Regions from separate parts of the Homo sapiens genome. Here all the other regions are linked to region 2. Evidence: chromatin contacts called from ENCODE Hi-C data. All regions are on one chromosome and are shown on one strand. The core of a region is the stretch at or near the end of the contact, and the rest is flanking DNA. Distances in the headings are between cores, read along the strand shown.

Region 1 (7,352 bases), core at 4,668-7,167, 4.3 Mb after region 2:
GCCTTTAAAGTATGCCACCTGGTTTCATCTTAAAATGGCTTCTGATATAATTTTAAAGTTTAAAAGCTCTTAAAAGTGCTGGTCGGGCGCGGTGGCTCACGCCTGTAATCCCAGCACTTTGGGAGGCCGAGGCAGGTGGATAAAGATGTCAGGAGTTGGAGACCAGCCTGGCCAACATGGTGAAACCCCATCTCTACTAGAGATACAAAAATCAACTGGGCATGGTGGTGGGGGCCTGTAATCCCAGCTACTCGGGAGGCTGAAGCAGGAGAATCGCTTGAACCTGGGAGGCAGAGGTTGCAGTGAACTGAGATCACACCACTGCACTACAGCCTGGCAACAGAGCAAGACTCCATCTCAAAAAAAGTGACTGCTATAGATTGAACAAAGCAAATACAAAAGTAGAGGAGCTAAACTTAAAAGCATATGTAAACAAGAATGAATGTAAGCTAGAATAAAGATCAAGTCTCTCACACATACCAAGTTTAGGCTGGGGCTTGTAACCCATTTCTGACCACCTGATTTTAACACTGCAATTTCAGCACTACCTTTCATCAAGCACAGAAAACATACTAAACACAGATATTTTAACCTAGAGGTGAAACTAACGTTTTCACCAATTATGCAGTACACTCCAAATGGGAAAGTTTTTAAGAGTTTAAAATGGCTTTCTCAGAGCAAAATTATTTGCTATGGAAGAAAATGAGTTTTGTTTTGTTTTTTTTCCTTCAAAACACTGCCAGTATAAGTTTTAAAATCCATTAGTAAACATCGCTGTTTACATTTTTGGGTAATCAACTCTGAGCGGTGACAGGGCAAGAAGGCCTTAGTGAGGGAACATCACCGGCCTTCCTGGAACCAGATTTCTCATGGAACTGAATTCTGAACCAAGCCTGTGCTGAAAAGGTAGGCTATTTAAAAAAAAAAAAAAAAACAAAGTTGACAGGAGAAGAGATCAAACACGTGTTAGCTTTTAAAAGGATGAATACCACTTACACTATTTACACAACTCACAGAATTAACAAGAAAATTACATACCAGTGTGAGTCCTCAGGTGAGCTTTTAAATGAGAAGACTTGGTATAAACTTTTGTGCAACCTAAAATAAAGGAGAACAGCATGTCATTTTGGAGATCCTTTTGAAATCTTTACATTTGATGATTCAGTGTTTAAAATCTGGCTTTAAAGAAGAAATCTCTCATGCTAGATGAGATTATTTGAAGCTTCAGTTTTAAAAGTTTTAAAGAGCCCTCCCCCATTACCTTATTAAAGGCATGAAGTGATTTGTTTTATGTATCACTTTAACAGGAAAGAATACAGATAATCAAGCCAAACTACAAATGGAAAATTTGTGTTTATATTCCAGTAGGTGCTGTACTTCCGTATTAAGAGCTGCTATATGTTTTTTTAAAAATTTTAATGGCTCTAGAGCTGACAGTACTAAGCCATTATCCAAGATGACTGTAATTTTCTGTACTCCCACATTTCTTCTTTTTTCATTTAGCACGTCATGCCATATCATGTATCAGAGTCAATAAATTTTGCCATGTATTAATCATAAACTAGCTTTCCCAGTAACTTGTAAATATATTCCATGTATTGTCTTCAACTTATACTTTGGGCCATGTATGTCATTCAAAACTGAGCATATGCTCACGTGCCATCAAAACCATTCTTAAATCTGTCTTGTAGACAGTCTTGTACCTAACATCAAGCTAGCTGCCTGCAACCTCCACTTCACCACCAAACCTTATTTTCCCCCACCCTACTTTAATCTCTTTCTGGGGCACTTAATTTAGAATTAAAAACTGCAATTTATTCAATTGCCATTTTAAAGTAACTCTGGCCTAACTCGAAATAATATGTATTAGAAATTCAAATCTGTTTTAATATTAAAGAAAAAAAAATCCAAGGGAACTTTTTCCAGAATATTCTAGCCAAGTTTTTGATGCATAACATAAGCAACAGACAACTAACTGGTTTACATACCAAAGTTAAAGCACAGAGATAGGATAGAGAAAAAAAAAAAGGTAATTTTTTTTTTTTTTACTGTCAAGTACAACTTTCCTATTTAAAGCCATGAGGTTGAAAAGGGCACGCGCGTGCACACACGCACACGCGCGCGCACACAGACACACACACACACACACTACATCTATTGATGCTTCAACCAGGTAAGAGCACATACCAGGGTAATCGCAGTAGTGGATGCGTCGTTTCTCCAAATCGGGGTTACTCCTTCTATTGTATCTGACAGGTTGGATGTTTTGTGAGTTAACTGGCAGGGTGGTGGGTAAATTTGGATTGTGAATTGCCAGTTTAGAAGCAATTGTAGCAGCATAGGATGGAGGTGGGGTTAAATTCTGGAGCATCTCTGCTTGTCTATCTGGACTTCCAGGCTCTGAGCTTGGTGGTGACGGGGGAAAGTAAGTGGCCTGTTGTGGAAGAAACTGACTTGGCATTGTGTATGTGCAAGGGGGCATGCCCTGGAATTGTTTCACTGCAGTCTGCGGAACAGCAGAGGTGTGTGTGTTAAGGCCTGCCATGGCAGCTGACATAGAAACATTAAGAGTGTCCATTGCTGCTGTCTGATTTGTAGAACTGGGCATATCTAGATCCGGTGTATTCAGTAGCTGGTACAGGTGGCCCTGCTGGGTAGGGACAGAAAGATGAAGATCTGGTGTAGGAAGTTCTTGTTTGATGAAAATATTGTTCACCTCTGGAGCTGCGGTCTGGTGTGAGCTGAATATACTGGTGAACTCAGGGAGGGCCTGGGTCGGGGCCGGAGGAGGGGCAGTCGTTTCACTCTGGTGGCTGAAAATGGCAACAGGTTCTGTCTTGATGTGTGTTACGCACGGTCTCTGGGATTTGTAGAGGCCAGTTCTCAGGTGAGTGATGTCAGGGAGGAAGACGTTCATGTTGATACTGTAAGGTAACCCTTCAGTGTCAGTGAAGAACTGGTCTACGACTGAGGCACTGTCTCGTCTATACTTTTTATGCTCTGGAATTATAGGAACTGGAGGAAGCTGAGGTGTCAGATACTTCTCCATTTCACATCTTGTCTAAAAAAGAAGAGATATAAAATGCATAATCCACCTGATTCACCATCTCGGGAAGAACGAACAATCGGCGCCTACTAAAAATTCCCCCAATCCCTGTGTAAGGTACTAGGGCAAACTCCTCAGTGTTGCTTATAAACATATCAGGCTTATTTTGTCGATTGTGTAATAACTGGTTGACCAAAACCTTATGAAACTCTGTGTAACTGGTAAAACTGCTCCCCCAATCACCCCCAAAAGTGAAAGACGCAAATCAAGAATAAAAAAGAAAGCAAACTTAAAACATTCCATTCTGATGCAATAACAAGGTACCATCACCCCTGTACAAGCAGGATTCCCTGCCCCATTACACAGTTAAGTTTGCAATTAGAGTACAGTATTGAAATGTTGCCAAACTACCTCAATTCTGTTTAAGTCACAAACATTAAAAAGCGTGGTTTTTTTTAATAGAAAAAACGATGCAAACCTTTAAAATATTGCACAGGTTTCTTTTCTTGACTAGATACTTCAAAAGTAATATAAAAATATTATTTGGCTATTTCAGTGTCTTTTCTTGTTTACAGTTCAATGAGAAATTAAACACAACGTTCTAAGCAAAACCTTGTATCCACTGAAACAAAACAATTTCACATTCAATATTTGATCTAAATGTTGATTTTCATCAGCAGATCCTGTAATTGGTTAATATGATAATGAAATGTTCCTATTCATATCCCTATCTAAAACAGATCTTTAATTACCTAGGGGAAAATCACTCCCTTGGTAGAGTGCTGCTAAGGAGCCCGTGGGTGGGGAGGCTGCTGTATCCCTAGCACAGTCATCAGCAAAACATTTATCATGTCCTTCTCAGTGGGCCAATGCTACATTCCCCCCTACTCTGTAAAAAGCTCAGTCATCCCTTATCTTCTTAGTGCCTCCAGAGCAGAAAATTGACAAACTGAAATAACCAAATACTTTTCAAACGGTGATCTCTTTTCTAGGCTATAAACCAGCTTGTAACAAGTCGCCTCAAGCCTTTTCCAGCTATCTTCTCTCCTAGTATAACTTAAGCCTACATTTTTTAACACTGAAAAGGAAATTTCGAAAGATAAGAAAACCAACTAGATGGAATGGCGCATATATTAGCTGTGGCACCTTAACAGGTAAATAAGACAGTCATTTTCTGCTACTACTTCATTTCAAATGCGTTTCATCTCGGACCTTGGTGTGGATGCGGACGGGGTTTCCCGGATAGACATGATTTAAAAATAAAAATTAACGCTCTCATCATGTGAGTCACATCTCTGACAAACGCCACTGCCCTCTCACAGCAAGACCCTGGCAGACCCCACGGAGTAGGCGCTGGGTAGCAAATATACGACACGCCAAAGAGCTACTAAATGAAGTGTCTTGAAATAAACTGAACTAAACCCTTTCGTGCACTGCGCTCCCGCGGCGGTTAGTGGTTTCTGATTTTAGCTCTTCCAGCTGTTTGCATGTGGGTATGTTTCCAATTTTTTTTTCCTTGGGACAGGCTAAAAGTCCCGGGAAGTTTTTTCTGGGCTATATGACTCCCTGCGTGGGCGAAAGAAACAGGCGGTTGCTCTAATTCGGCTGCTGGGCAAGTGTAAAAGCCAACTGCCAGCTTTCAACGCGGCTCCGGGAGGAAATTTACGTGCACACGAAGAAAACAACACCCCCGGTCTTTTTTTTTTTTTTTTTTTTTTAAGGAAAAATAAGCGCTCCGACACAACCTTAGCTTTCCTAACTCTCATTTTCCAAACGCGGCCCGCAATCGCTTCTAAAGCAGGTTGAGCCACCGGGTATGAAACCTTGGGGAACCTCTCCCCAGCACCCCAATTTGCGTTTCTACTTAACCCGAGACGATGGGGATGGGGGGGAGGGCTCCAATGCCTTGGCATTGGAGAGCGGTACAGGCGAAGGCGTAATTTAAGTAAAACTGAGCGTAAGGTACAAGGTTTCGTCCCTCAAGTGTAAGAAAAACAACTAAGGTGCGCGTGAGCACCCAGTTCCCTCCCTCTTACCTCTCCCAGGCCGACCCGCCGGGGCAGATTCCCCTCCATCCTTCCCACCCCCGGCCCCCCCCCCCATTTACTCTCAGCGAAACGCGGGGCCCCGGCCAGGCGTGCAGGGCGGGGCTGCCCACCCAGCACCGGCTCCGGTGCGCCCCGACGCACGCCCCAGCCTGGAGCGGCCCCTGTCGCCCGCGAGTCGCAGCAACGGGACACGCCCGAGCCCGGGAGTGCTGCGGTGGGAGGGGAGCGGCTCTTCCTACCTGGACCAGGTCCTCTGGAGGCAGCCGCGGGCCGGTGGCGGGCGGCTGGGCCGGCTGCGGGGCCTGCGCGGGCGCGGGCTGCGCCTGCGGGCGGTGGTGCGCGTGCTTCAGCTCCTCGCCGGGGAAGAGCGCCGCGTCGCGGGCCGGATTCGCGGCGCCCAGCACCGGCTTGAGCTGCGCGAACACCGGCTCGTCCTGCGGCGCCGGCGGCTGGGGCACGGGTCCCAGGCGGGCGCTCATGCTCAGCACCCTTGTAGCCATGGGCACTCGGGGGCGCAGCTCCAGGCGCGGGTCGGGCGCACTTCCCACCTCGCCCACGCTGGCTTGGGTCGGCGAGCTCAGCGCGGGGCTGCCGGCGGAGGAGGGGAGGTTTCGGGTGGACTCCTCAGACAGCGGCAGGCAGTTTTCGAAGGCGCGCACGAAAAGCAAAACTCTTCCGCTCTTCCACACGTAAACGCCAACGTCCTCCGGGCGGCCACTTTCTCCCGCCCCGCCCCACCGTGCTCTCAGGCTCTCCGGAGCCCGCTCCCGCCACCGCCGACCTCCGCGAGAGAACCGCGAGCGCACGTACCTGCCCCGCGACTACTGACACTTGACGCCCGCCTCTATTTCACCCAACTCCGGGGGGGCGGGGCCCGATCGCCTGATTGGCAGCGCCGCCGCGAATCCCGAGGCCCCGAGGCCGGCCAGGCCTGAGCGGCCAGCCTATGAGCAGGGAGAGAGGCAGCCAGGGCCCCGCCTCCGTCGGCCCGACCGCACCCCTCTCGGGCCACGAGCTTCGCGCGCAGGGCGGCCGCGCAGTTTGTACACAACTTCTCTGACAGATTGGGCTGGCGGAGCCGGGGGCGGAGGGAAGTAGCGGAGCGGGTGGAATCTGGGAAGAGGGGGAATTAGGGTGGAGACGCGGAGGGAGATCTCTTCGCACTGTTCTCTGCCAGGATTAGGAAGAAAAAGAGTATTGCACGTCTTAGGTGTTGTGCAAGGACCTGAAACTCAAAAGCTGAAACCCAGAAGGCAGCTAGGTAGGGGCGCTGAGGCTTTTAGAGATTTGTCTAATGAGTGTGTACTTTTAAATATCCAAAATGTACTTCTCTTTAGCAGAAAACTAGGGGCGGTGTGATAAACAAATTTAAAACAGCTCTTGTCCCTGTGTATCTTTAGCAGTGAGTGTATCCGTTTAACAAGGCAAATTCAGAATGCCTGAATAAAAGATTTGATGGCAAGCGTTTTTTCAGATCCTTGCATAAAAGCCTGGGTTTTTCCCACTCCTTCAGGATTTTAATTGCTAGACGTTTTCCCACACATTTCTACTTCCCATCCGTGTGTGGGGAGGAGGGCTTGGGCCATATGAATTTTGAAGTTTCTAATATTTAAGCCGTGTTGATTCTAGCCGAAGCATGGAATCTAATTTAAGCACGACTAGCTCAAACGTGTATTTAAATAGACATTACATCTTTGACTTATTTTTGCTAGCACTGTATGTTCAAAAAATGGACTTTAATATTTACAAAGCAGAAACCTAGCACATTTACCTCACATTGTGGCACCTTTTCCTACGAAGAGACAATCAAAAAGCCGCAAACATAGACACAGAGCAGCTCTGAAAACTGGGAATCCAAATTTGTTGGAAAGTAATAGCCAAATATATTACCATCCATTTACTATGTTGTTATAATGGGAGGGTGAATTTTTGCCAGCAATCACCTAAGGAAACCACTTCCCTTAATCCTTAATGTTCTTGTACATGATTTTATCTGGCTTATTGGGAGGACGGAACAATAAACTGCAATAAAAATGCCTGTGATATTACTACAAATGTACATATGTTGACACACAATATACCATTAGACAGTTTTACATATACCACAGCCTATTCATCACTTCAGAGTAAAACAGCTTTAAAAAAAAGTCTTGGATAAAAACGTTCACTTCAAAGAGTGTATCTATCAAAGGTATGGATCTCATTTTCAATGGGTAGAAAATTAATATGCACATAAAGAAATGTATTTATTATTAGAA
Region 2 (7,187 bases), core at 1,368-3,867:
AGGAGCGGCGGGAGGGGACGCTTGCTTTGCATACTGCCAGAAACCCACGTCTCCGATCTGCAGCGACGGTTCAGGCGACCCTCGCGACTTGTGACCACACTCTCCTTCACGTCCCCTTGACAGTAGAAGTAAGGGTGACTCCAAATGCCTTTTTCTTTCTGGCATGCGCCCCACTCCCCCGCCATCCCAGGGGAGCCTTCCAAGTTGCCCAGCTGCCAAGGCGGTAGCTGTGGCAGTTGCAGGGACCGGGGAGCGCGCCGTGCGGAGGCAGGAAGAGGAGGAGGAGGAGAAAAAACGCTGCACTGGCTATCAATTTTGAGGAGAGCGACCGCTGCCGCTGCCGTGGAAGGAAACGCTGCCAACCGCAACAGAAATGCCACTCTCGGATACCTAAGTGAGCATGTGTGCGACTCTGCGCACGCCTAGTTGCGCAGCTCAATGACATCGGGCTTCTTAGCAAGTTATCCAGTTTCCGGGTTTTGAGTGTACCCATCAGGCTCCGTAGGGGCCTGTCTGGGACTGAACAGCAGTAAAGATTGAAGCGAAATTAATGAATGGTGGGAAGAGCCCGGAGACCAGGGCAGCCACGCGGGTCAATGTCCACTAGAAACTCTAAATGGGCAGTGACTGCACATTCCACCACCTGAGCCTGCGCTGTAAATGTTTTCTGTGCAAGCAACATTCATTCATTCAGCCAACATCTATTTCCCTCCTGTTCAGGGCTAGACCCTGTGCTAGGAGCCTGTGATGGTTGAACAGACACCATTGCTACCCTACGGAAAACCTAGTGTTTTGTTTAGTATGTGCTACCATTTGTGAAAATTCATGTGCCAAGTTGGACATCCTAGATCCTTTAAGTCCTCCCTCAATCTCATGTAGTGGGTATTCTTTTGAGCATTATTCAGAGGAGATAATTTGCCCAAAGCCAGACAAGTATTAAGTAGCAGAGTCAGGATCCAATTCCAGGGCTGTCTGATTTCAGAGCCTTTTAGCTACCCTGCTAGGTCTTGCAATAGTAATGGGCCCTCTCATTGCTTACCTGTCAGGCCTTAGAATTCTTAGAATTTAGCTGCCTCTACACCATTGTCTTGGTTCTCACTCCAGGGTTAGGGGCTGCCTGGTCAACACTGAGGTCTTTAACTGTGCTGAAGCATTAGGATAGAAATTTAGTCTAATAAATACTTACTGGATACCTACTACATGCAAAGTCCTGAAGTGGCTGAAGGAGACACAAAAGCAGCAAGCTCTGAAGGAACTTAGGTAAGGAAACAAGACAAATACAAAAACTTAACAGGGCTAATTACAGTACTAAAATACTATGATTCCACATGTCTTGTCCTTTGTTCCTATGTTTATCCCACTGCTAATTATCTTTAAAAAAACTAAATGAAATCCATCCATTATTTAAAGCTTCAGAAAAAAATGCATTGCTTTCAGCAACCTTCCACCCTAAAACTAGAATTAATTTACTTTCCTATTCCTTGTTGTTTGCACTTCTCAAACACTAAGGAGGATTTTTTAACATTTATTTTATTTTTTTTTAAGAGAAGGCCATCCGAAGAAGAGGCACAGATATAAGAACTAGTACATAGATGAAAGATACAGTACTGGGATGACAGAACTTATAAATTATTTTGTCAGGACTGTAAATTAGGAAACTCTTCAAATTGAGAGTCAAAGGATAAAACGTAGTAGGAATCAAAGTGCATTGGCACGTATATTTCTAGAGCATATACTTAGATGGGGTTCGTAGGTTAGCTTGGAACAAAGGACTGAGCAAATGTTACTTTTTTATAGACAACAACAAGATATGTGATGGATCTGACATTTTCAGACGCTATACAGTCTCCGTCACAATTATTGTTTCAGATCGCATTCAAGAATTATCTTTAAAAATGTAAGTTTGGGCAGAAAAAAATAAACCATTAAATGACCACTGCCAAGAGATAAAAGTGCACTCTTAGGTGAGTGAGGAGTCAATAAAAAAGAGTAATTTAAAAAATATTATTGCTCCGTTGAGAACAAGAATTTGGGAATGACTCTGGCTTGTGAATACTAGCCTATCTGTTATACTTTCACACACAAAATACTTTCACACACAAAAAAGAATGTGCTAGATTACTACCTGTCTTTGTAAGTAAAAGCTGTGTTAAACAAGCGTAAATCCTAATGACAAAAACCATATAAAATAAGATCGCTAAAGGCACTTCTAATTGGGATGGTTTTCTCTGCCTTAAACTCTGAATTAACCAGCACAATTCACAGTAAATCTTCCTGTTGGCAGCAGAGCCTTGGAGAAGAGGTAGCAGAAGAGCGTGCCACTCCTCCTCTGGCGATGGGCACGTTCCCCCTTGCTTTCTGGTCCTCGTTCTTCCACCTGGAGGGAACCTGAAGTCGAACGTCAGTAGCTGACAGCCTCCCCAGCACTTTCCTTACTCTTCTTCAAGCTGCCAGTAAAACCCGGAGAAGTGGACTACTTCAGATTCCGCACAACCCAACAGCCCCAAACCCAAAGCCCCGAGGCGGAGGGAGTGGTGGCGGAGAGGGGGTGGGGAGGAAAAGGGGCGGCAGTTACTGAGCATGTGCGAGGAGTGGCGCATGCTCTGTGAGGCCGGCAGCTTCCCATTGCGGGTAGCCCCGGCGGTGGTGGCGGTGGTAGCGGTGGTGGCGGCGGCAGTGGCGGCACCGCCTCCTCCTCACATTCCCGGGGTGGCGGGGTTAGATGAGCGGCCCCAGTAGCGGCGAGGGCGGCGCGGGGGGGAGGAGGAGAAGAAGGAGGAGGAGAAGGAGGTCGCTGTCTTTGTAGTCTCCCTGCTGCGGGAGCCAGAGGCCGCCGCCGGAGCCGTCGTCGTTGGAAAAGGGCTGTGTGTGCGCGCGCGTGTCTGCCCGCCCGGCCCGCGGGGACGAGGCGGCGGCGGCGGCGGCGGCGGCGAGGATGATGATGTGCGCAGCGACTGCCTCCCCCGCCGCCGCCTCCTCGGGGCTCGGCGGGGACGGATTCTACCCAGCCGCCACCTTCTCTTCCTCCCCGGCGCCGGGGGCGCTGTTCATGCCGGTTCCCGACGGCTCCGTGGCTGCTGCGGGGCTGGGGCTGGGGCTACCCGCCGCGGACTCCCGGGGTCACTACCAGCTGCTGCTGTCAGGCCGGGCCCTGGCCGACCGCTACCGGAGGATTTATACCGCTGCGCTCAATGACAGGGACCAGGGGGGCGGCAGCGCTGGACACCCAGCCTCCAGGTGCGTCCCCAGGGTGCCCTTCCTTGCGCCCCATGCCGCCCTTCCTTGCGCCCCATGCCGCGCGTGCACCCGCGTGTGTGTGTGCTTGCGTGTGTGTACCTGCGCATTTATTGAGCTTTCAGTCCGCTCTGGATGTCTGTTGGCAGGAGCACTTATCGAGATAGGAGGGTGCGGTGGCTGCAGTTTCTCGTGTGTGTGTGTGTGTGTGTGTGTGTGTGTGTGTGTGTGTGTGTCTGCCTGCCTATGTGGGGGGATAGTGAGGGGTGGTAGGGGAACCTGTGATGCTGGAAAAGGCGATGGTGCTGGTCGGCTGTGACACGTGTGTGTATCGTTGAGGTAGGAGGTGGCATGGGTAGAGAGGGTAAGAGGATGATACACGAAGAGAATTGCAACAGTGGCAAGGGAAGTGGCGTTTTCAGTGTCTCTGCCGCAATGTTATTTGCACGTGCCGCCTCTCCCATGACATTCCTTCCAGCCCTTTCCACCTCCCTTCAATCTGCCTTTCACCAAGAGGAGTCATGGTATAGATTGGTTGAGTTTTGGATAAGCAGGCCCGAGGGATAGGCGTGAGGTTTGCTTTAAAAAGATTTATGAATAAGGGACGCAGATGGAGATCTGTGTGGATGCGAAAGGTGTCTGATAGAGATTTTTAGAGCTGTACTTTGATAACCGGGCCTTTTGGTCTTCTAGAAATGAGGTTGCAGTTACTCTTGTGATCTGATGTCCCATCGGCCATTTCTCTTCATCCTCTGTTCGATTTCCTCTGTTACTTACAGGCTTTAGAGTAGAGAGGGTTTTGTAGGGAAAAGGGGAAAACTGCAGAACTTCAGAATATGACAGCTGGTACAGCGTTCAACTGCCACTAGCTAGAAAATCTGAATAGCGCGTAGATTTGTCTCTTTTACTTGGGTTGGCTACACCTTCAGCTTCCTTGATGTAGATGTTCAGTTGGTTTCATTTTCTTTTTCTTAAAATGTGGGTGCTTTTTTTTGCTGAGGGCTCTCCTATTGTTTTCTTTTCCATGCCCTTACATGCCGCATACCCTGAAGGTTGGTGACTGACTTGTTTCACCAGCTTTGACAGTGGTAATTGGGAGTTGGCTTCATCTTTTTTTTCCCACAGCTTCTTGCAGTACATGGGGAAAACATAGTAGGAAACTGTCAAAATGAGTTAAAGAGTTTACTGTTATTTATTGAATGTGCAATTTATTAGGCAATTGTTAGGTGTCTTTTTCTCCCATTATGAAAGGGACGAGGCTGTAAGTCAGGTATTTGTAGCTTATCACTAGGTATCATGGCTTATCTGTTGGAGACAGTTGTAAAGCTGGAGCTTTGTTCACACTTTTTCTAGGTTAACCAGTTTTCTCATGTCTGTGATTGTTTACAGGATTGGGCACAGCAGTAGTTTTACCATATGGATGTAAACGTGTGTAACTATTTTTTGCTATCTGAACTGAAGGCCAGAATGGCACAAGTCTGTTTCTTGCTAATGCTTTTGAAAATAGCACAAAACTACGTGAGACAGTTTGCCCTGATAATTAGGTATAATTTTGATCTGTAAATCTCTAAATTATGGCACCGCAGGAACATCTTTACAAACTCCTCTCAAAGAATTTAAATTTATTTTGTGTATGGTTTCCAGACTTATGCAATAATTTTTGACTTGTATATTCCTGTTTTGACTTCCTACTACTAGTGTAATATGATTTCTGTGTATCTAGAACTATATTAACGGTTTTAGACAAAATTAACATAGATTAATCATATAACATTTGTGAATGATTTTTTAGCCCTTGGTCCATTTTTGTACAAGCCGTCAATGAAAAGTAATGAAGAATTAGTTCAAGTATTTCAAGAACTACTCATGGAAATCAGCATTATGTTATGATATTGCCTGCTAATGCTTGTTCAACGCAACATTATTGTTTATTTAAGTTCACATTATTTTATTACAAAAAGTAGCCTGCAACTACTCTATTGATGATTTGATTAAGAATTAAATCACATTTCTTATTAAAGATGTTGAGGAAAGTAGACTTGGGGTTTCGGCTCTGAATGAATGATAGAATTATTTGTATAGGGACACAAGTTAAAGGAGAAGATGATATCTTTTAGAGAGACTGAATGGAGCAATAATAGAGAATGAAGCTCTAGTGAGCATCAGGTTTAAAGGTGTGAGAGAAAGGAGACAGTGAAGGAAACGGAATCAAAATTAAGAAGAAAATCATGAAACAGTAGCCTCTGTGGCTCTAGGAGAGTGGATTGAAAATTCTCAGAAGTGGTAAATGTTGAAGAAAGTGAGAACCGTTTTCAGGTCATTGATAACTTTTGAGGAAGTGGTCAGAATAGAGGGATGTGGTGAGGAGTGAATGGAATGTGTTTTTGGTAACTCAAGGGGATTTCAAAGTTGAGGGAAGGATATTCAAGTATAGGAGGTTGGGTGGGATATGCAAATATGGGAGGCTAAATGGAGAGACAGAGTGAAGAAGTGAGAGAGGGGATAATTGATAGGAAAAGGTCAAAGGGATCTCAGGGACAGGAAGAGGTCAAAGGGATCTCAGGGATAGAGTTAAGGTGACAGGTGGAGAGGTTAGCCATTGAAAAAAGGAGCAGTTAATATAGAAGGGGTGGAGGTGAGTACTTGTAAATATAAAGACTGGGAGTTTATTGAGGATAGGCATCATATCCTATTCGTTTTGATAATCCCAATGTCTAGCACATTTTTTGGCATGAATTCTGTAAACATCAAGTGCCTGCTCTGTGCCAGGCAGTATTGCAGATGCTGAAGATGTAGCGGTGAGCAAGATAGACAAAGTCTCTGCCGTCTTGGAAAATCCACTCCAATGGGAGAAATAGACAACTCATAATTTCACTTAGTAATAAGTAACTGTGAAGGCAATAAAACCTATTTCATGTGATAGGGCAATTTGTAGTGGGGCTATTTTAGGTAACATGGTCAGGAAATGTCTCTTTGAGAGTTGGCATTTAAATTGAATTGCCATGATGAGGAGGCAGATGTAGAGGAAGAATGTTCTGGGAATTTATAAAGGCCTTGAAATGGGAACAGGCTTGTGTTCAAGAAACAAAAACATGATGAGTGAGTTATCAGTCAATGTCAAATGAATTAATTACTCTTTGCTTTAGGTGTACAGTTGAGAAGTTGAGAGTTTCAAACCTAATGGACTCAGTGACTTTGATGACAGTCTAACAAAGTGGTTAAGAGCTTGGGCACAGAAGCTAGACTGGTTTTGCATCCTGGTTTTGTCATTTGCTAGCTGTGTAACTTTGAGTATATTACATAACTTCTATGCCTCAGTTTTTTAAATATGTAGAATGGGGATCATAATACTAACATGAATTGTTTTGTAGATTAAATGAATCAATGTATGTGCTTGGCATGTTGACTGCTATGAAATATTAGTTACTGTTTTTTGTCTGTTTGTTTTTGCTGAGAATGAGGGGTGTGGGGACTTGAAGAGAAGGCAAGGATCATGTCTTACTCTTTTATTTTTGGTCTCAGTGACTGTGTAGAATGTGGGAATAACTCTTTCATTTATCCAGTGACTGAATAGATATATTTTTGGATGAATGAGGCCAATCAAAATCGGAACATTCTGTTGGGGAAAGGGGTTGGACAGGAAATGTATGAAGGAATGTATGATCTGTTCTGAATGTGAATGGTGGTATAACCATGCACTTGGGAGGCACCATAGCACAGTGGCTAAATGTTAGAGCACTGGAGGTAGACTCCCTTAGTTCACGTCTACCTTTTTCTACTTGTGTTAAATTGGGCAAGTTAATTAGACTTTGTCTGTTTCTTTACTTGTAACTTTGTAGTGTTATCAAAAGGACATTATGTCCGCACCTGGTAAGTGCCCATGAAATGTTACCTGTTGTTATTATTAAAATCACATTTAAAATTCCAACCAGCATGGCACTGTATGTTTTTCC
Region 3 (6,804 bases), core at 1,204-3,703, 3.6 Mb after region 2:
TATGTTCTATTTTTAAAAGAACAAAGTATTTAAATTAAAGTAGTTTCACTCCTTTGATCAACAAGTCTTTATTAGCACACAGCACTAATGTGTTAGGCCCTGGGGATACAGTGGTAAGAAGGCTCAAAGTCATCCACAGTACGGCACTGCTGAGTCGGCACTGCTGAGTCGGACAGAGAGGAAAACCTTCAATCACAGCGTGGTGTGAAGAGAGTGTCTCAGGGTACTATGGGGCCAACAAGTGGCATGATCAGATTATCTTTCAAAAAGTTTTCTTTCTCTACAGCATGGACAATAAATTGGTGTGCATAGGAGGCAAGACGGAGAAACAGAATCATTAGAAACTGGTCCTGGTAAAAGGTGGAAAGGACCTAAAGCAAGGTAGACCACCACTGTGGGGATAAACTGGGAGGATTGCTGGATAGATTTTAGAAGGCAGAACTGGCAGATGTAATTATCAGAGTGGGGCAGGCAGGGAGTCACACAGAGGGAAGAGTCCAAGAAATCTCTCCAACTGGAGACATTGACGATTTGGTACCTGAGTAGATGGAATTACTGTTTTTCCAGAAAAACCGGAAGAGGAACATGTTTAGGTGGCAAATGCTGAGCAAGTTTTGCTCATATTGAAGATGCTTTCAGACCACCAGTTGGAAATGTCCTGTCTCCCTCTCTGGCGCTTAGGAGAGAGACTGAGGTATAGCTGCTTAGGAGTCTTTTCCCTTATAGGTTGTAGTGGAAGACATATGAGCCAAGAGGAACACCTGCCACGCGAGAAGTTAAGTCAAAATCTTTGGAAACGTTTATGCAACAGGTAAAGGAAGAGGTCTCTGCAAAAGAAACCAAGGAAAAAGTAACCAGTCACATAGGAAAAGAAAGGTCACTACGTAGAAATGAAAACTCAGAACAGCCAAATAAAATATTGTCTTTTGACCTTGAACTTTTTACTTACACTAAAGTTCACTTTTATTATGGGATATTTTAGTTCACTTATATCGGATTTCTGGGTGAGAAGGGCTAGCCTGTGTTTGTTAACACTATTGTCTGTCCTGTGAGTAGTAGCTCACATTTGCAGTCTCCGTGCCCAGTTCTGACCAGATATCCTGGTTTATGACAGCACTAATTTAAAATGTTGAGAGGCAGGGTGAGTGGCAATTGAGACACATGCTAACTGGGTGACGACACTGGGTGAAGTGGGGTTAGTTATTGCAACGACTTCTTTAGGAAGTTATCAAAATTAAATGAGGTAATATCCATAAAGCTCTTAGAGCAAAGTATGGTACATGGAAAGTACTATATGCTTTAGCAAATATAATTTTTATCAACAATACTTATTAGAGAATATGCAGTATTATTTAGAGGAGGAAAGAAGGAACCCACTTGGTCTTCATAATACCTAATGAAAAAGATAGCCAATTAATTCAGTCCAGGCAATTCAGTAGGATGGAGACTGGCATATTGATTACTTATTTGATTGAATTGACAGGACCAAATGGACATTATGGAATAGATTGGTCTGCTTGGCCTATAAAGTACCTTTATACTTTAAAATGTTAAGAAAATCGCATCAGGATTGGCATCTGCTTACCCCAAAACTATAATTAATTGCTGAAAAAATAGCAAACAGGATCCATTTTTAACTTTATATTATTTTTATTTCTTTATAAAAACAGAAATACCCTGAATTTTGTAAATATAAAATATCCTTTATTGAGTGGGTATTATTTGCCAGGTATGTAGTGTGTGTATTTTTGAGTTTCCCAACAGTGCTGCAGGAGTAAATGGCATTCCTGTTTTACAGATGAGGAAACTGGGAAACTTTCAAACTGGGAAGCTTTCAGAAAGCTTAACTTTTTGGCCTTGGATCAATCTCATATAGGTGACTAAGCCTGTATATGGCTGTGTGCTCTTTCAGATTTCAAAACCTGTGGTATTGTATGCTGCCGTAAACTATGAAGAGGTATAGCCGCCTGGTCTGTCTGCAGACAAGTCAGGGGCCTTGTAATCTCAGCTCTTTCCCCGCCTCTAGGTTTCAGTTTCCTCATCTTGAAGGTACCTAATTTCCTTCCAGATCTAGATTCTGTGAACTTTCATGAACTAATGTAACAGAAACCAGAAGACAAGATAGGAATCTTGATTCTTGTTTTTTTCCTCATATGCAAATACCATTCCTCAAGTGAAACAGATTGTCACAGCAAATACGTTGAGCCTTGAATGTAATGAAGCTCATTTGTCAGTGTCTGGGGCCCCGTAACTTTATAAAAGTTAAACAGGGACACGTTTCAGAAATGCACTTCTGAACCTAAGAAAATGCCTGTGCTTCCTGTTGCAAAAGGTGTTCCTTTTCAGTTGCTTGAGAAAATAATAGAGAAGCTGATGAGAACATGGATGTTTTGTTTAACACAGGCTTTTTCAAACTGCACATTCCTCTTATGTGCGTTGCTCACACGTCATTTTAATATGAAAGGGCACCTGTCTTTTGTCTCAGTACACATGTACCTTTCAGCATTTCAGATGGCGAAATGGGAGGTACCTGAAAAAGTTATTTTTGTTTGGTGGGTTTTGGGAATCCATTCAATACCTGGTGTTTTCTTTAGACTTTATTCTGCCTTCTGCTGGGTAAATGTCATGGAAATGCACTTAGTGACTCTTAATCCTTTTCTTTAACCAAAATTGAAAGAGACAGCCGTTTTCATAATCCATCAGTTGGTTATTTCAAGAAAAAACAAAACAAAACCCTGATGTGAGTTTTTGTTTTCCCAGAACACTTAGTCTATTTAAATAATACCTACATTTTTATATGCTGCATATACATAGAAAGTTGTATTTAACATGAACTCCGAAATGGAGTTACAGAGTTTTCAGGATGAACAATAACAACCACACCTCCCCCACCCTTTTTTTGTGTGTGTGTGTGGTATGTCGTCTTTTTTAACATTTAGAGGACTATTTCACTTTAAAAAACAGATGCTCTTCTTATTAGTGTTGGTTAACACGTTTCTTTTTCAGAAGTTTTCCTAGTTTAGTCCAGGTTTTTCACAGAACTGGAGAAGCACAGGTTGTGGTGAAAATGGTCATATTCTTTTTTTTTAAATACAAAACCTGGAAGTGGCCTAAGGATTTATCATGGGACATAGAGACCATCCCTTCAGAATTGAAGACCTAGAAGTTAATAAGCTATACACCAAGCACTGGCATGGTATCACCCAGCTAGCCACCCGTTACCCAACTAGTGTCCTTTGATTTTTCTCTTTACATCAAAAATGTAATGTCTCAACTTAAAAACAAAAAAAACTTATTAAGATTTATTGGCAAAGAAATGCACAATACCTTTTTCTGTAAGTTTGCTCTTTCATAGATTTAATATAAGAAACCAAAATCAAAGATTATCAAATCAAAGTAAAGTCAAAACTTTAGATTATTCAGAAAAACATAAAACACATTTTTAAAGACTATTGTCAAAAGAGGTTGACTGTGTACTTGTGAGTTAGACAAAAGAAGCAAAGAAGGTAGGTAGGCTGTCTTTATTTTTAGCTTATTTCCAGAGAAAATAGTTTTGAATAACACATTTGCACATTCCTCTTATGTGTGTTACAGAATTCAAGTAATTTGAAGAATTCTAATTCAAATGAGTTTAGGGGAAATGCATTATTTCTAAAGAAATTAATAGAAATCAAGTTTCTGATCACCACTGCTCAACCTGATGCAGAGTCGCCCAGGTGCAGCAGCAGCCCAGGCCCTGGGAGGGGTCTGACTCCATTTATTGTCCCAGCCAACTCTTTTCATAGGAACATTTTCATGGAAAATTCACCATTCTGTCCCTGCTGCTGACTTCTTAAAAATTATATTTAGCTTTCTATTTTCTAGCAAGTTTTTAAAGGAAAGAAGACAAAAAAGACAATTCTGTTCTTTATGATAGCCTTTCAGGGCTCATTTACACATACTACTGGATATCTTACAAACTTAATTATCTTTCTAATTAGTTTTTTTACTCTCATCATGAAGTTAGTTTCTGCTGTCTTAATGTGTTTATAAGATTGTGTGCTTTAAATTGCTTCAAAGCACAAACATAAGATACAGTGTCCTGTTAAAACACAATGCAGTAGCTACTCAAATTTTTGGTATCCATTTCTAAAATTTCACTAGTCTAAAGAGAGCACTTATAGACTTTCTTTCCTGTTTTGTTTTGTTTTTTTTAATGAAATACTAGGCACTGGGCGTATATAATGAAAACAGGTCTCTCTTGAGCTCTCTGGCTGGACACAGTAGCCATCTTCTCTTCCCCTACCCCCATAACTCAGCCTCTAATTTTGAGGAGAGAATTGAAGATATTGTTTTCTTTTTTTTTTAAGCATGGTGAGAGAATGCTTAAATTCTAATTTTATTAATGGGGCAATGGGAGCGAAGAATATTATGCATAGGATTTTTGGGGGGATCGTAAAAGTGTATGTTTTTATAAGGAAAATTTCAAGGAAAATTCATTTTATCACTTAGATAATTAAATTACTGTTTTCTGATATACTTTCTTCCCCCTCCCCCACATAGGAAAGGTTTTCATTCCTTATTACATGCCTTCATTAGTTACTTAGCCCCAAATAGCTTATAAATTTTTTTATTATTATTTTTTCTTTTTAATTAATTAATTAATTTATTTATTTATTTTTTGAGACAGAGTCTTGCTCTGTCACCCAGGCTAGAGTGCGGTAGCACCATCTCAGCTCACTGCAACCTCCACCTCCTGGGTTCAAGTGATTCTCATGCCTCAGCCTCCCAAGTAGCTGGGACTACAGATGCACGTCACCACACCAGCTGATTTATTTATTTGATAGACATAAGGTTTTGCTATATTGCCCAAGCTGGTCTTGAACTCCTGGCCTCAAGTGATTGATCCTCTCACCTCAGCCTCCCTAAGTGCTGGGATTACTGCCATGAACCACCGCATCTGGCCTAGCTTATAATTTATATATCATTTTTATTGATTTTATTCGTGGAGTAGGGAAGTATCTGCCTCTTGTATTTCTGAGGCCTCTTCCCTTGTTTTTCACGATTGTTTATTACACTTGATCACACTTCACTTGCACTGTTTCCCCACTCTACATTTATGGGCTCAGACAAACCCTTGCTCTACCAGGTGCTGTTTTCCCTGCTGCTTCTGCCTTTAAAATAGCCATCTTAGAAACAGTTCCAAACATCTCAGCTTCTACTTTCTGATCCTTCTCATGTTGTAACCCCACTTCCCAGACTCAATAGGAAGGTAACTCATCAGTGTTCACAGTGGCTATTTTAATACAACAGTATTTAAAGGAGCTGGAGGTGAGGTGGGGCACCATCGTAATGTAGAATCCTTACTTTTGGTTACCAGGTGAAGTATGGAGAGGCACTCCTGATCTTCATACCATGTGACCTTCACCCTCATAGGTGAGGTTATTGTACTTTTTTAATGAGCAGAAGATTCTGAGGATATTTTTAGGTCTGATTGAGTTGGGTGAGCCTTTTTCAATTTTTTTTAATTTTCATTTTTAAAAATTATTTATTTTTATATTTTGGAGGCGGGGTCTTGCCTGGTCACACAGGCTGGAATGCAGCTGCATGATCATAGCACATCTGTAGACCAGAAGTCTTGGTCTCAAGCAATCCTTTCACCTCAGCTTCCCGAATCGCTGGGGCTGCAGATGTGAGCCACTGCACCTGGCTACGTTTTTTTATTTTTATTTTTTTTTAGAGATTGCAGTGGGGGGGTGGGGGGGCTCACTGTATTGCCCAGGATGATCTCGAACTCCTGGCCTCAAGTGGGATCTTCCTGCCTCAGCTTCCCAAGTAGCTGGGATTATAAGCCTGAGCCACTGTCCTCAGTGGGTGAGTCTTCTAAGAGAGTGACTCATTTCCTGTTGCCCAGAAATCAATTTGAAGTATTTGAAATATCATGTGTGTTTATCACTGAGAGGACTGTTAGAATTTGAATCGAGGATCCTAATTTGAGATTAAGTGATTGAACTGTAACTAAAACATTCCCTCACCCACCCATTTCCAACACCCAATGTGTAATATATAATCCCAATTCAATAAGCTAACATATTCACGAAGCTTACAAAAAGCAGAGATGGCCATCTCTTATAAAAATCAGGGGTTGGCAAACCCCTTCCATAGAAGACTAGATAGTAAAGGTCTTAGGCATTGAAGGCCATACATTATATGTTGCAGCTATTCAACTCTTCCATCTCTGGAAAACAGCCGGAATGATGTGTAAATAAATAAATGTGGCTGTGCTCCAATAAAAACTTATTTATGGACACTAAAATTTAAATCGTATATAATGTTTATGCATAAAATATTCCTCTTGTTTTTTCAACCTTTAAAATTGTAAAAGTGGGGACTGCAGTTTACTACCCCCTGCTCCAGATTTTCAAGTGGAAAGGACATAACTACCATTATTAAATAGCCAACATAAAAATGAAAGTATGACTGGTATCATTTTAAGGAAGAAATTAGAGAATTTTAAGTGACTCAATTGGAAGTACAAAAAAAGCTAGACAGCACCTGAGGTATAAATCATCTCTACCTTGCTACCAGCCTCTCACATCCTTGTTAAGATGAGCCTGGAAGTTCTTGTCTACCTCTCCTCCCCAGGTGCACTCCTGTTATGGAACCCCTTCCTTCACTATCTGGAATGTAAAGGGCAGGATCCAGCAGCTTATCTTTTCTTTTCTTTCCCCCTCCCCTCCTCCTTCCCTTTCCCCTCCCCCTTTCCTCTCTCTTTTCTCTCTTTTCTTTCTTTCTTTCGGGGTCATACTCTGCCACCCAGGCTGG
Region 4 (6,773 bases), core at 1,134-3,633, 3.2 Mb after region 2:
TTTTTTAACCACACAGGGTATCCAGACTCTAGATACTAACCTTGACCTACCCCTAGTTTCCTTATCCCTCTGGAATGGATTCTTGTAGTTTGTTTTCTATCTTTCATCACTCTCCTAACAAGCCCGTGGCTTATGCCATAGGAAGGCAGTGCAGTTTGCTTTTCCACGTGCAGAAGCACTCGCTATAGAATATATTTATGGTCTATCCGCCACTCAGCTCACTCGAGAAAGAGCTGTTAGTACAAGAACTGCCACGATGACATAATTTCTTACAGCATCCTTCCACCCTTACAGTGAAACTCCCTTCCTTCACTCCCTGCCCCACCTAGAGGGAAACTTCACAGTGATTCTAGTAGAGGCAAGTTTCTCGTTGAAATCCTGCGCAGTTGTTGATATTCTGCTGCTTTTCAAACTTGTGTTTTCACGTCGTTTCCATCCGGGTGTAGTGGAGTGTAAGGGGCTGTTTACCCTAGGCCCAGGATCGGATCAGGGAGTGGGAGTTGCGGCTGCATTCCCCGGAACAGAGACCGCACCGCAGCAACCACCAACCCCTCACCCCCGAGTCCCACTGGGTTCCCGACGCCCTCGCTGCGCCCGCGCCTTCCCGCTCCCGCCGCTGAGGCTACTTCACTCGAGCAGTGCTCCACAAATTTCAGACATTTCTTCCTCTTCGAAACCTCAAGACCAGGACAGACCCCTCCTCTGAATCCTGCTGCCTTCCTAAGACGCATCTTAGGCTGTGGGACCCCTCCTCTAGGTTGGACCACCCATCCCATTTTCCCCAGAACCTAGGAGTGGCAAGAGGCAGAGAACGCACCAGGCAGACGCCGCCTTTGTTGTCATTAGGAACGCACACCGCGCCTGAAGTGGCTGGAAACCGCCACACCGATGGGGAGCCCAGCTGGCCCTGGCTCACATTCGTGCCTTCGTTCTCATTTCCTGTTTCTCGGCCTCTCCCTTGTTTCTCTTCCCACCCCACTCCACGCCACAGTACAGCAAAGCTTTCTCTCTGCACACAAACTTCCCCTTCCCGGCCTTCCCACAGCCCTGGCGATTTCCCACGCGGGGCGGGCCGGGCCGGGGGCGCGGGGCAGGGGAATACTGTCGTGCCCGGAGCGCCGCGCTCACCTAGGATGGTGAGGAGGCGGGCCCACAGCCTCCCGCCTCCGTCCGCCGCGCGCCCCGCCCGCCCGGCCGCTTCCGCCCCGTCTGCTCCCCGCCCCCGCCGACCCTCCGGCTCGGCGCTGACCCCGCGCCCTCCGAGCCGCCGCGGGAACTGCAGGGCCGCCCGGCCGCCTCCTCCCTCTCCCGCCCCACAATCCCGCGGATCCGCTCCCCGGGGCGCGGAGGCGGGGAGGGAGGGGCTGCCGGGGAGAGCGTCAAGGACTCGGCTCCGGGCCGTCCGCTTCTTGGGGCTCCGCTCTGGGCGTGGGGCAGTGGAGCTGGACTCCCTTCCCCGCCGCCCCCGGGCCCCGCGGGGGTCTGCAGATCCCGCTTCCTCTGCCCCAGTCCTCCAAGTTTGCGTGCTTTCCCACAGAACTGGCGCAGGCAGGGGCCCCTTCGCTGGGGTGGCGAGGCCAGGCGCGCATCTCCGCCTCGCCCCCATTCATCCCGCCAAGGTGAAGCGCAGGGAAAAGGGGCGCCCCCGCTTCGCCCGCAACGTGCGTCGCTCCGGAACCCAAACAATGACTCCCCTGCCTGCCGCGCCCGGCCCTCCGCCCGCCCCACCGGCGCGCGGGGGGCACCGCCCGCGGGGCTGCCCCTGCCTGACCCCATTGTTGCCCGGCGCGGGCGATGCCCGGCGCCCAGGGGCGGTCCCCGCGAGCTGCCCCACAGTCCCGGCCGGCTCCGCCCACACCTTTCCAAGTTCGCTGGCGGGCGAGCCGCGGGGACGACCCGGGCGACAGCCCCCTCCCTCCACTGCGCGCCCCCACCCGGGCGGGTGCGGCGAGGGGTGGGGGCCCAAGCGGGCTGCACGCTTTTTGGGTCCCCGAATTCTCCTAAGCCTGTCTGGCGCGCTCTGACACAAAAGAGGAGACTTTCTCGCGGCTCGGCGCGAGTCCTTGCCCAGCGAGTTGCTCTCCAGGGGTCCCTCCCGCCGCAAGCCCCCGCGGGCCCCCTCGGCCGACGACTCCCCGAGCTCCCAGGGCCATGTGTGGGTTATTTGGGGTGCCGCAGCAAAGTGGTGCAGGTGAAAGGGAAGCGCTGCCGAGGCCCGGGGCCGGAGGGCGGGGGCAGGGGTGGGGCGGGGTGGGGCGGGGTGGAGGCGCCGCGGACCCAGCCCGGCGGTCCGGGCGGGGAGGCGAGGGCCGGGCAGTGGGTGTTGCCTTCTACCTCTGCGAGCGGGGAGGGGTTAGTTTCCCACAGGGGATTTCAACCATCACACTCAGAGCCCGCCTCCTAATCCTCGGGCGGAGCGGCTCGGGGGCCCCATTTTATGGCAATAAAGCGACTTAGCGCCTGCTGAGCGAGCCCCTCCCCGCCGCCGCCCCCGCCCTCGGCCCCACCCCGGGGCTCGCCGGCAGCGGCGGGGCTTTGTTTCTGGGGAGGAGGACCCGGAGCTCTTTTGTTTGGGGGTTTCTTGTTTTCGGCCCCCCCCCTCACAGCACCCCACCCCACCCCACCCCAAGCGCCTCTCCGGTTTCCTGAGCTGCGGGCTGCGAGGGAGGAGAAGCGGCGTCCTGCAACCCCCTCGGCTGGGCCCCGGGGTAATTCGATGCGGGCCTGGCGAGGCTCCCCACACTAGACCGGGGCTCGCAACTCGGCAGCCTCCACCCACCGGCCCACCCTACATTTAGCGCATCATGTGATCCGGGTAAGTCATTTGCAAGTACAACAGTTCCCCGGGTTGCCCCCCATTCATTTCCTGAGAACTGCAGAGAGCCGCTGAGAGGCTCTGCGTGTGCGTGTGCGCGGGTGACGCCGTGTGTGTGCGAGTGTGTGTGTGTGTGTGCGCGCGCGCGTGTGAGAGAGAGAAAGGGAGAGAGAGAGGGGGACTCTGTGTGAGGGAAAGAAAACAATTTCTCCTGCTCTGCAGCTTCTGTTCAGGTCTGTGCCGATTCCGTTTCTTATCAAAATAAACAACCCCCTCCTCTTTTTTTTTTTTTTTTGCCATCCCAAATCAGACCGTATTCTCTTAACGTGTTTTATTTTCCTTCTGTCATCTGCTCAAGTTAAATCATTTTGGTTGGTCTGTGTTCTTAAAGGGGGAAAGTGCTGGGAAGCGGGAGGGGGCCGGGGAAGGGCGATGCTGTTGCAAAGCAAGTAGCGTCGGTCGGATTCGTGGAGAAGAAAGAAGGAGGTTTCTTCCCCACCTCCCCTAATTTTTTTTTTCCAGAAGAAGTTATCAAGTAACGTGAATTAAGCAAGTGTTTTTCTACCCCTAGTGGAATTGTTGGTTGCAGTGTTTGCCTGACAGTTGCCAAGGATGTGAAATAAAACCCCAGGGCTGAACTTGGGGGGGAGGGGGGGCTCGTGGAAGTAGTTGGCCCCCCGGCCTCGAGCGGGGTGGATGAATAGCTCCGCACCGGGACCGTGTGGGCTGTGTGTGCGCGCTGGAGAGAGTGGAGGGGAAGGGGTTAAGGCGGAGATGACACTGCTGGCATGAATAGTGCTCCTGGTGCTACATTCATTATTGTCTCTGGTCGTAATGATGTGTAACTGTCACTTGCTACAGTGCCTGGTCCATGCAAGTAGCCAGGGGCTGGCCGGTGGCTGTTATTTTCAATTACGGGGGACCTGGCCGGAGTTGACAAGGGGCAACTTTGTACGTCCACCCGGGCCGGGAACCCGCAGAGCCGGCCTGGGAGCCACTTCTTGCCTCAGAAGCTCACTCTGAGGGTTCAGACTTGACCTCCGCGACATTAGTTGGTGTTCACGTTAGATGCTCCCCTACGGGGAGAATCAGTCCTGCTTTTGTTGGGTAGCGAGCTGTCTGCAAGAACTTTGAAAACTTTTATCTTTGGGGAAAAGGGTGGGGTGCACTCAACAGTTTTGTTTCGCAGTGCATTTGAGGCAAATGCTTGGAAAAAGTACCAATTCCTTTGTTATATGCCCTGCAGCTTCCCAACCCCCTTCACCCTGCGCTTCGAGTTTTGCATACTTTAATAGTAATAGTCTTATTTCAGCTGATAAAAGCTGACTGTGTTGAGTTAAAGAGTATTAATACAACGGAATGTGTAATCTGGATAAACAGTTTGCGTAGTTAGTATTGTCAGCACTCTAATTTAACTGTATAGATGGCTAAAGTGTCGTTCTGTATGGATTGTTTTAGATAATTCCACTGGCTAATGGAATTCTCGGCGAGCACTCTGATATTTTATTTTACACCAGCGTTAAGATTCTCTGTTTCCCTGTAACATCGGAGAGACGAGCAACTCTATTTACATTTAGTGCGTGTGCATCTAGTGACTTCGGTAGACATCTGCCAATCAAATACACGTCATTCTGCAAAACCACCTAGACGCCTCCATGCCCTTTTCTTACTGGACGATAGAGTTGTTTAGATAAGTAAATGCTTTGAAATAAATTTGGTGGCTTTTAGCAAGAAGCAGCTTGTGATGGGAATAGGAGTGGTCACTTTGAGGAGTGGGTGTATACCGTCTTCTAAGAAACGCTTTTAGAACTGACATTTATTTAAAACAGTGGACCCCCCCTCCCTCAAGGAAAAAAGCTTGCTTGTGCTATTCTCAGACCTCATTCACATGTTGTGTGCATTTTTTAAGACCACATAGAAATTGGTTCCGATAAAGGAGTATACTTTTAGGTTAGAAAATTTCAAACTGTAGAAGCATAGTGGAAATAGGATGTTGAAGGACAGACGTTTCAGTTGGGTAAGTTATATCTTTATTGTTGCAGACGGGTCTTGATACTAGATTGAATATATTAAGCTCCTTTGAGTTGGGGAAAGAGCAATTTGAGCATATAAAAATTAGGAAAGCAGTTTATTATTCTGCCAATTTAATAACTATTATGAAATGTACTGGGAAAATTTGAAATTTGAAATGTTTTCACATAAAATTTTCATAATTTTGAACTAAGACCATGTAACCAACATGGCTATGTCAGGTTAAACAAAACATTCTTGAGGGTTTCTGTTTATTTTTGAAAACCTTCAGTTATTTATCTACTACTTAGCAATGCAGTCAGCTGAACTTTATTGTGGAATGCTTTTTATTACTGTTTATTGAAAAAAATTGTTGTGCTAATGAGTCCTTAATATTCTCCACCTCCCACTCCCCAGAAGTTCTTTTTACAGCAATGACTATCATTTGGGAGTAAATGGTCCTGGTATAGCATTTGAGACCTTGACCTTAGCAACTCTTGGCTGGTGGTTGTTTACTACAGCTGCAGCCTATGTGTGTGCTGAAAGGGAAGGTCTGCAAACACTAGTGTACTCACTCTCCCCAGGCCAAAGGGAGAACAAATCGGGATGCTTGACGTTCATTCTGAAGAACATGCATCTGGCCTGTAATATCCATCGTGTTCTGGTCATGTGAAAATATACATGTTGCTCAGGGATATTTTCCCTGACTCCTGTTCAGGGAAAGTATGCACTTTAACAGGCTCCAGTGAGTTTTAGATGTTACAGTATATCATGAAACAGGCTGTTATCAACTTACTGAAATAATTTGGCCTTAAATATAGGTGTGTTTTATCTCTGCAGAGACAACGTAAGTGCTTAGGCCTCTAGGCCTATGCTGAGAGCATTTTGAATTCAAGCCAGTGTTGGTTAATCTAGAGTTTGGGGTAACCTTACCCAGTGAAGGCATATTGTTAAGTAGATGAACATATAGAGGTCCTGGACATTTTTTCCATTGTACAACATGGAAAGCATGGGACTTTATGTTTTTGCAAATTAATAATATTACAATGATCACATTAAATTGGAGTGTCAAATGGTTTGTTTTCTTTATATTGTGAGAGAAGCAGTCAAGTTCATAAATCTAGCTGTAGATTGTGTATTAAACTATAAAACTAGTAATGGCACAAACTCATTTGAAAAGTTTTTGTTTATAAGTTTTTCTGCTTGCCACTTGCATGCTGATTAATGAACATGAGCTAAAATCCCAAGACAGTTTTATTCAAAATCAACACCATTATTACCTTTTCTGCTTAGAAAACAGCTTTTTTTTTTTTTTTGAGTTGAGGTCTCACTCTGTCACCCAGGCGGGACTGCAGTGGCATCATCATAGCTCAAATTCCCGGGCTCAAGGGATCCTCCCACCTTAGCCTCCCAAGTAGGCAGGACTACAGGTGCACACTGCCACACCCAGCTAAAAATTTTTTTGTAGACACGGGGTCTTAACTGTGTTGTCCAGGCTAGATCCTGAATTCCTGGCCTCAAGCAAACCTCCTGCCAAAGTGCTGGGATTATAGGCATCAGCGACTGCGCTGGCTACAAGTTTAATTTTTAAAATAAGTCTGAAATAGGTTGTAGTTGCTTATCTGTCATTTTCTATTTGAAAATACTGTATGATCATAGACTGGAAATGGCTTATATTTTTGCCCAGTGTTTATTTTTCCTTTCAAACTCACACTTACTTGTTTTTCGGCCTGCAATTTATGCACAGCTTTGAACTTTTAACTGTGTACAGAATGTAAGGGTAAAAATATTAAAATTAAATCACTGGCAACGCCCTATAACCACAGCCTTAACTCATCTACCACAACCACTCCTCCCAAAAGCAAGCAAGTAAACAGATGGGCCTTGCCCTATGCCCAGAAGGTCAACAGTCTTAGGCTCTGTTAGACCTGCTAAGTTTCTGGATCCC

The links. A loop is a pair of places that touch in the nucleus more often than their neighbours do. Pooled maps may share reads with other maps.
Region 1: a loop to region 2 is called in a map of gastrocnemius medialis, with 13 times the contacts of the local background. The contact joins the promoter of KLF5 here to the promoter of MYCBP2 in region 2. A Hi-C loop is called at or near these places in 2 of 168 maps with a recorded cell type or tissue (CD4-positive, alpha-beta memory T cell and gastrocnemius medialis) and 9 of 50 pooled maps.
Region 3: a loop to region 2 is called in a pooled map, with 6 times the contacts of the local background. The contact joins the enhancer-like site here to the promoter of MYCBP2 in region 2. A Hi-C loop is called at or near these places in 3 of 50 pooled maps.
Region 4: a map of CD8-positive, alpha-beta T cell shows a loop between it and region 2 (16-fold over the local background). The contact joins the promoter of KLF12 here to the promoter of MYCBP2 in region 2. A Hi-C loop is called at or near these places in 2 of 168 maps with a recorded cell type or tissue (CD8-positive, alpha-beta T cell and naive thymus-derived CD4-positive, alpha-beta T cell), 3 of 37 single-sample maps with no recorded cell type and 15 of 50 pooled maps.

Annotation. Positions count from the first base shown.
Region 1 is chr13:73,057,570-73,064,921 of GRCh38, reverse strand. It overlaps KLF5 (KLF transcription factor 5), which reads right to left and starts at 5,917. Exons shown (of 4, transcript NM_001730.5): 1 at 5,334-5,917; 2 at 2,188-3,061; 3 at 1,039-1,098. The coding sequence starts at 5,594. RefSeq lists silencers at 5,154-5,243, 5,564-6,173.
Region 2 is chr13:77,322,524-77,329,710 of GRCh38, reverse strand. MYCBP2 (MYC binding protein 2) reads left to right here and starts at 2,617. Exons shown (of 83, transcript NM_015057.5): 1 at 2,617-3,237. The coding sequence starts at 2,936. It overlaps LOC127898562, which reads left to right and starts at 2,723. Exons shown (of 1, transcript NM_001414702.1): 1 at 2,723-2,806. The coding sequence starts at 2,723. The coding sequence ends at 2,806. It overlaps LOC107984564 (a long non-coding RNA gene), which reads right to left and starts at 2,666. Exons shown (of 2, transcript XR_001749930.2): 1 at 2,576-2,666; 2 at 1,513-2,447. RefSeq lists enhancers at 37-116, 2,138-2,467, 4,138-4,317 and silencers at 2,658-3,037, 3,078-3,197.
Region 3 is chr13:73,698,125-73,704,928 of GRCh38, reverse strand. All of the region lies in intron 7 of KLF12 (KLF transcription factor 12), which reads left to right. Among named protein-coding and RNA genes, the nearest start is that of LINC00393, 40 kb to the right of the region's middle. Within about 2 kb of position 2,453, at least 5 of the 41 ENCODE cell types and tissues checked have a DNase peak (open chromatin) inside an H3K27ac peak, as active enhancers do.
Region 4 is chr13:74,130,014-74,136,786 of GRCh38, reverse strand. It overlaps KLF12 (KLF transcription factor 12), which reads left to right and starts at 2,383. Exons shown (of 8, transcript NM_001400136.1): 1 at 2,383-2,815. RefSeq lists a silencer at 887-2,636 and enhancers at 3,646-3,695, 3,726-3,905.